Regions from separate parts of the Homo sapiens genome. Here region 2 is linked to region 1. Evidence: chromatin loops called from intact Hi-C (ENCODE). Cell type or tissue: PC-3. All regions are shown on one strand. Links, peaks and the distances in the headings refer to the core of each region. The heading gives the core; the rest is flanking DNA. Region 1 has its middle 11 kb from the start of PKP4-AS1. Region 2 overlaps PKP4 (plakophilin 4).

What was found. A loop is a pair of places that touch in the nucleus more often than their neighbours do. Peaks named below come from ENCODE experiments on the same cell type or tissue, not always from the same donor. Only the 100,000 strongest peaks of a DNase experiment are listed, where the experiment ranks them.
Region 2: a loop joins it to region 1, with 3 times the contacts of the local background. A loop is called at or near these places in 4 of 110 quality-filtered maps.

Annotation. Positions count from the first base shown.
Region 1 is chr2:158,744,607-158,747,524 of GRCh38, forward strand. No RefSeq gene overlaps it. Among named protein-coding and RNA genes, the nearest start is that of PKP4-AS1, 11 kb to the left of the region's middle. RefSeq lists enhancers at 202-702, 703-1,203. In PC-3, for the core only: CTCF peaks have their summits at 1,230 (motif pointing left) and 1,429; a DNase peak (open chromatin) is centred at 1,205.
Region 2 is chr2:158,617,920-158,620,837 of GRCh38, forward strand. The region is part of intron 4 of PKP4 (plakophilin 4); the gene reads left to right. Among named protein-coding and RNA genes, the nearest start is that of PKP4-AS1, 120 kb to the right of the region's middle. RefSeq lists an enhancer at 1,638-1,932. In PC-3, for the core only: no CTCF peak of the experiment used is centred there; a DNase peak (open chromatin) is centred at 1,722; H3K27ac peaks cover 1,050 bases.

The DNA of each region.
Region 1 (2,918 bases), core at 115-2,614:
CACAATTCGTCTGAGCCTTAATTTCCCCCCATTGATTTGCTCTTAATTTCCACCTTTGTAAGTGGCCTTATATCGTTCCCATAGATGCCCAAAATGCCACAATACTGTCCAGCAGAACTTTCTGCAAGGATGGAAATGGTTTTTGTGCTGTCCAGTATGGTAGCCACTGGCCAAATGTGGCTACTGAGCACTTGAAACATGGCTAGTTCAACTTAGGAGTTGAATTTTTTGTTTTAGCTACTTTTAATTTAAATAGCCACATATGGCCAGTGGCTACCATAATGGGTAGTGTAGCTCCAGACTGTACCCTCCTGAAGCCTGAGACAGAAGTTTCTGCTTCCTCTGCACCTCACCACTGCCTTGAGTCAAGCATGGGGCCCTTGGAGGGCCTCCCGTAAATGCATGTCACCAACTAGCTAAGTGCTCCCAGTTTGCACAGAATCATGAATAGACCTGCTCAGCATAGGTGAAGTGACTGAGCCCTTGTGGTGTAATGGAGAAAAACAGAACTAACCTGGGCACTGAGAGTGAGCGCCGCCTGCTCCACTCTCTGCAGCAATGGATTGCCGCACTCTCCAGGCCATGTCAGTCTGTCCTCACAGGGCTTTGCATGTGTGCGTGTTGGTTGTGTGTTGCATGAGAATGGCCCTGGGAGGGTGAGAGGAGCTGCCTGCTCCTCCAGCCCTGCCTCCCCAGTGGCTGGCCTCTGTCCTGTCTGCTGCTCACTTGAGGCACTTGCTGAGATGATACAGGCTTGAAAAGAGGAGGGGGGAAAAACACACTCCTAGAGCTGAGGGCCTGAATGCATTCTCTCCTGACGGCTGAGAGATCACCCCTTCCACCACTGCGTTCAGCCAGCGCCCCCACTGACACCCTCCCGGGAGTAACAATAGGCCTTTTCTTCTCCGAGCACTGAATGTTTCCATTGGCGCACTTCACCTCCCTCCTGGCGGGAAAGGCCACAGCTGATGGCTCCGCGGCATCCTCAGGGAGCTGTGATGCCTTCCCCCCATTGTCATCAAGATGATCAAAGCTCTGCCATCTTTAAATCGACTCCAGGAGGTTCATATTTAGGGCTTGCCTTCAGCTGGGGCAGGGAGTAGCATCCTTACAAAAATCCCCTGCTTCTGAACTGAGCCATGAAGCTTGATTCACTGACAAAAATCTCATCCTCTTCTCAGGTATTTATCACGGTCTGTGCACCACCTAGAGGCCGCTGTCTTAAACTCTTTCCAGTAAGCAACCTGTCTCCTTCCCTCACCAACAGAAAGACCCCAGAAATGCTGTGTTTCCTGAGTAGACTCCACTGTGCTTCTACTTTCTCAAAGTTGGCTTTCTGTGATCCCACGCACCTCTCACGGAGTCCTTAGACTGAAGCAGACCTGCTCAACCAGGACAGCTTTCTAACACTTTCTAGCCTCTGTCAAAAGAAAAAAACTTTTCGGTTTGTCTTCAGAAGTAAGAAAGGTACCTAGGAAAGATGAGCTGAGCCTTCCTGCTGATGTCCAAACCCACGCGAGCTCTCAGTGCTAGGAGATGCTTGCAGCTGCCTGACGGGCACTCCTGGCTGGGTCTTCCCATATGGGGCTCATTCTCCCAGGACTGGAGATCCTGTCCACTTCACCCTCCCTCCCATGACCATGTCGCTGCCACACAACACAGATTAGGAGCTGTCCCCAGGGGATGACACCATTTTGGGGGAATTGATATCAAATATGTTATTGTTGTCATTGTTTGCTCTGGTTTATTGTGGCAAAATATATATATATATAACATAACATTTACCCTTTAGCTTTTTTTTTAATTGAATGATTCAGTGCTGTGCAACTGTCACCCCCATCCATTTCCAGTACATTTTCATCATTCCAAACAAAAACTCCATGCCCATTAAACAATAACTCCTCCTTCTTCCTTCCCCTCAGCTTCTGGTAACCTCTACCCTACTTTCTGTCTCTGTGACTTTGCCTATTCTGGGTACCCCCTATAAGTGGAATCATACAATATTTGTATGGCTGTGTCTGTGAAAACTGCTGCGGTCTACAGGAAAGGCAGAGCCAAGTTCAAACTTCTCAAAACAAACAAGGAAGAGTCCATTGTTTGGGAGCTTGGGCAAATCAAGCCTCAGCTGGTGTTTACTATCTCCATTTTGAAGTGATCTGAAGAAAGCTCCACTGCAGAGCTGCGGGTAACTAGAGGATCTGACCCTGGAGGTTTGAGGGCAGGCAGGAGGCAGCTCTGAGTGTCTGGACGTGTCGGCGTGGAAGTTTCTGGATTTGCGTGTCTGGATATAACCTCAGGATTCAAGGGGGAGTGATGTCTACACTTCTTTCTTCCTGCATTTGACAGAGAACTGATGATGTACTTTACAGTCATTTTCTTATTACACTAACAGAACGGACCCTTTTGTAATATAAATGGCTATTACTATTTGTGTAGGTTTCAATTATTTTTATATTATGAAACTACAATTCTGTAAATGCTGCATCCCAGGGAGAAAGGGATTGGAGCACCAGAGTGAGTCATTGTAACAGTGACAATTAACATTTATACAGCATTTAAAGGTTGATAAAGCAGCTTTCATAACCGTGATCTCATTTCTTATAATAAGCAGAGAATATAAAAAAGTAGGAAGAGTTTATAAGAGACACCCAGAAAAGATGCATCATTTATTGGTTTCAAGAAAATAATGATCATCTCAGATCTGCAAATGGGATTTAAACCTTAGATATCTCCTTGGCTGAAAAGAGGGACTCAGTAGGAGTTCCCTGCCCCCACCCACTCCCACCAGGAACAAGAAAACTGCATATGAGAGAAAAGCATATTTGACTAGGAATTATAGGAAATTTGAGATGTTCAGGACACACCCTCCTAAAGCTGACCTCTAAGCCAAGCTTTCTCAGTCCGTAAGTAGGAAACAT
Region 2 (2,918 bases), core at 301-2,800, 130 kb before region 1:
CGCCTGTAATCCCAGCACTTTGGGAGGCCAAGATGGGCAGATCACTTAGGGTCAGGAGTTTGAGGCCAGCCTGGCCAACGTGGTGAAACCCCATCTTTACTAAAAATACAGAAATTAGCCAGGCATGGTGGAACACATCTGTAATCCCAGCTACTCAGGAGGCTGAGGCACGAGAATCACTTGAGCCCAGGAGGCAGAGATTGCAGTGAGCCAAGATCATGCCACTGCATTCCAGCCTGTAGAGACTCCGTCTCAAAAAAAAGAAAAAATAACTGAAGACCTTATTTATAGAATAGAAGTTGATTGCTTTATACTAAAGTTCATATTAAATAAATCTTTTATTAACTCTTAGTTTTATATTTACTTAAAGATAGGTCACAAAACCTAAGTCCTATCCTTTAAACCCAGTTACTTAGATTTTCAAATTAGATCCTGGGTACCTGAGAATTTTGTATTTTAGTGTTCTAGTTAGCATCTCAGTGTCCTTTTCTAGATTCTGTTTTCTAGGGCGTTGCATTAAAAAATATATGAAACACAGGTCATAATATTTAAAAGGAATATGGCTGTCATATTACTTTTGGAATAATTTTGTATTGTTTGAGATACTAATTTCGTGAAGTTTTATTAGGGCAACCAGTATGGAATCACATATCTCATGATTTGTGCTTTCTCTAAGGTTATTTATTTTAAATAGCTTCTCATAAGGAAGAGTTTAAATGAGCAAGATTGTTACATGGTTTCTGAGAATATGTTTCATTGAGTGAAAAGACACAATTTCTGAGCTACAATTTTTAGGGTATGTTTCTCTTTTTCTGTTTTTTTTTTAAGCTCTGAATAGCTTTTTTTAAAAAGTGGGTGGGCAGCTTACATAAAATTCTAATGGTTTTGGTTTCCATGGTGAAAAATGTTGAGACCCTGACACTACATGCCACCTAGTGTTTCTAAGCCAAAAGCTTTAATATATTGGTGTCCTAGATTTTACCTTATATTTAAGTAAAGCTGAGAACTATCTGAACATCTTTTTCTTTTCCAAGACAGAACATTTTTCCATGTATGTGAAGCCTTGAGGCTACCACAGTGGTACTTTTTATCTGTAGTTTCTTGCTAGTTCGTATTTGCTTTCCCAGGGTTTCCGTCCCTGATGGAACAAAGGTTGACTGCTGCATAGCTCTGATTTCAGGCCAGCACCTGTGCAGCTATTCCCAGCTATTCCAATTCCTTGGTATTTTACTTAGTCCTTAGCAAAACTCCTTTGAGAATTACTGTATAAGAATGTTTAGAACTCTGGAAAACTCATGATAGAAGATGTACAAGTAAAGCAGAGCACTTTCTGGTATTGTCAGCCTGACAGTGACTCAGCTCATGTTTCAACGTGTACCAGGGAAACCATATACAATCTTTAATCTTTGTTGAAATTCCAAACTGAAGCAATCAGAACTGTCACAGAATTCTACCATACAGAAGCATTCTGTCAAATAATATAACAGGAGACAGGTCGGTAAAAACCTATACTAAGAATGTCAGCTAATCTTTCCAGAGGCTAGGAAACAAAACCTTGAATTGAATCTGACATCAAGTTAAAGGTTTAGAATGCAGTGGGATTTCCCACTTCTCCCTTAAACCTTGTATTCACCTTCTAAAGCAGCTTAATCAGCAGTCCCTAAGAAGTTTGCTTTACATAGCCAAACTTCATTGAACACAGTAAGGTAAAGCCACAATGCAATGCCAGGCATGAGTCAGCACTCAGTAAAAGGAAGCTGCTGTTGTTACTGGGAATTTGCTTGTTCAACAAATATTTACTGAGCACCTACTGAGTACTCTGCACCATCCTAGACACTGAGGATATAACAAACCAGATAAAAGTCTGTCTGTCCTCGTGGAGCTTATATTCTAGTGGGGAGAAATGGTGATAAGCGCTATACAGAAAGAGAAGGCTGGCCTCCTGTGGTAAATGGATGCTACTTAGATGTTACTTCCTTTAGGAAGATTTTCCTAAGCTCCATTCCCCCAGACACACACACACACGCACACACACACCCCTTACCTTCTCTCATAACTGCATAGGGCCTGGCATGTAATAGGGCCCAGAGGGAGACAGGGAGGGAGGAAAGGAGGTAGACATTTAAATCCTTAGGATTGTATGTTAAACTCAGAATGTGATAAGAACTTAATTATCTTTGAAGTGAGAGTGAAGTAGCATTTCTGAAAGAAAGTTTGTTAATAATATAAGGGTTAAATGCAAGGAAGGAATGGCTTGTATTGAAGTCCATCAGAAAATGGGAAAATACATTTTGAAGATATTAGAGAAAGAAGGACATACGGGAATCGAATTGGGAAAAGGAAGCATGATCTACACCACCTAAGTTTACGGCATAAAAAACAGAAGTTTGAATGGGGTTTGTTTTTTTCAAGTTCAGGATGGCAAATGGTACTGTTAAATTAAAGCAGATAATGGAAGAGATGAGTTTGGCTGGAAGAAACAATGGTTAGGTTAGACTTGCCTATATTCCTTTAAAAAAGGCTAAAGGAATAAAATAAGCAGGTGAACAAGAAAATTTTCATTGCTTGCAATTCTAAAACTTTGTATAGAGTTCCTTTGACTGTAAGTGACATGAAATATAACATAAAATGTGCTCTACCTTCAGAGGCTTCATCACCAAGCTCAATAATATGAACGTTGTGTAAGTTTTCATTTTTAATTGTTTGGAAGATGGAGGACCCTTCTTGAAATACTTGGTCTCCATTCTCAGTCTTTTAATCCCTTGGAGGAAGGTGTCTGAGAGGTCAGTTTTCCAAGAGGAACAGGATCAGTTTTCAGATTTTGATTTAATATTGAGACTTACAATCACAACAAACAACATTCATGAAATTCAGCAAAATATATTAATGAAGTATAAGTATATGGAACACATTCATAT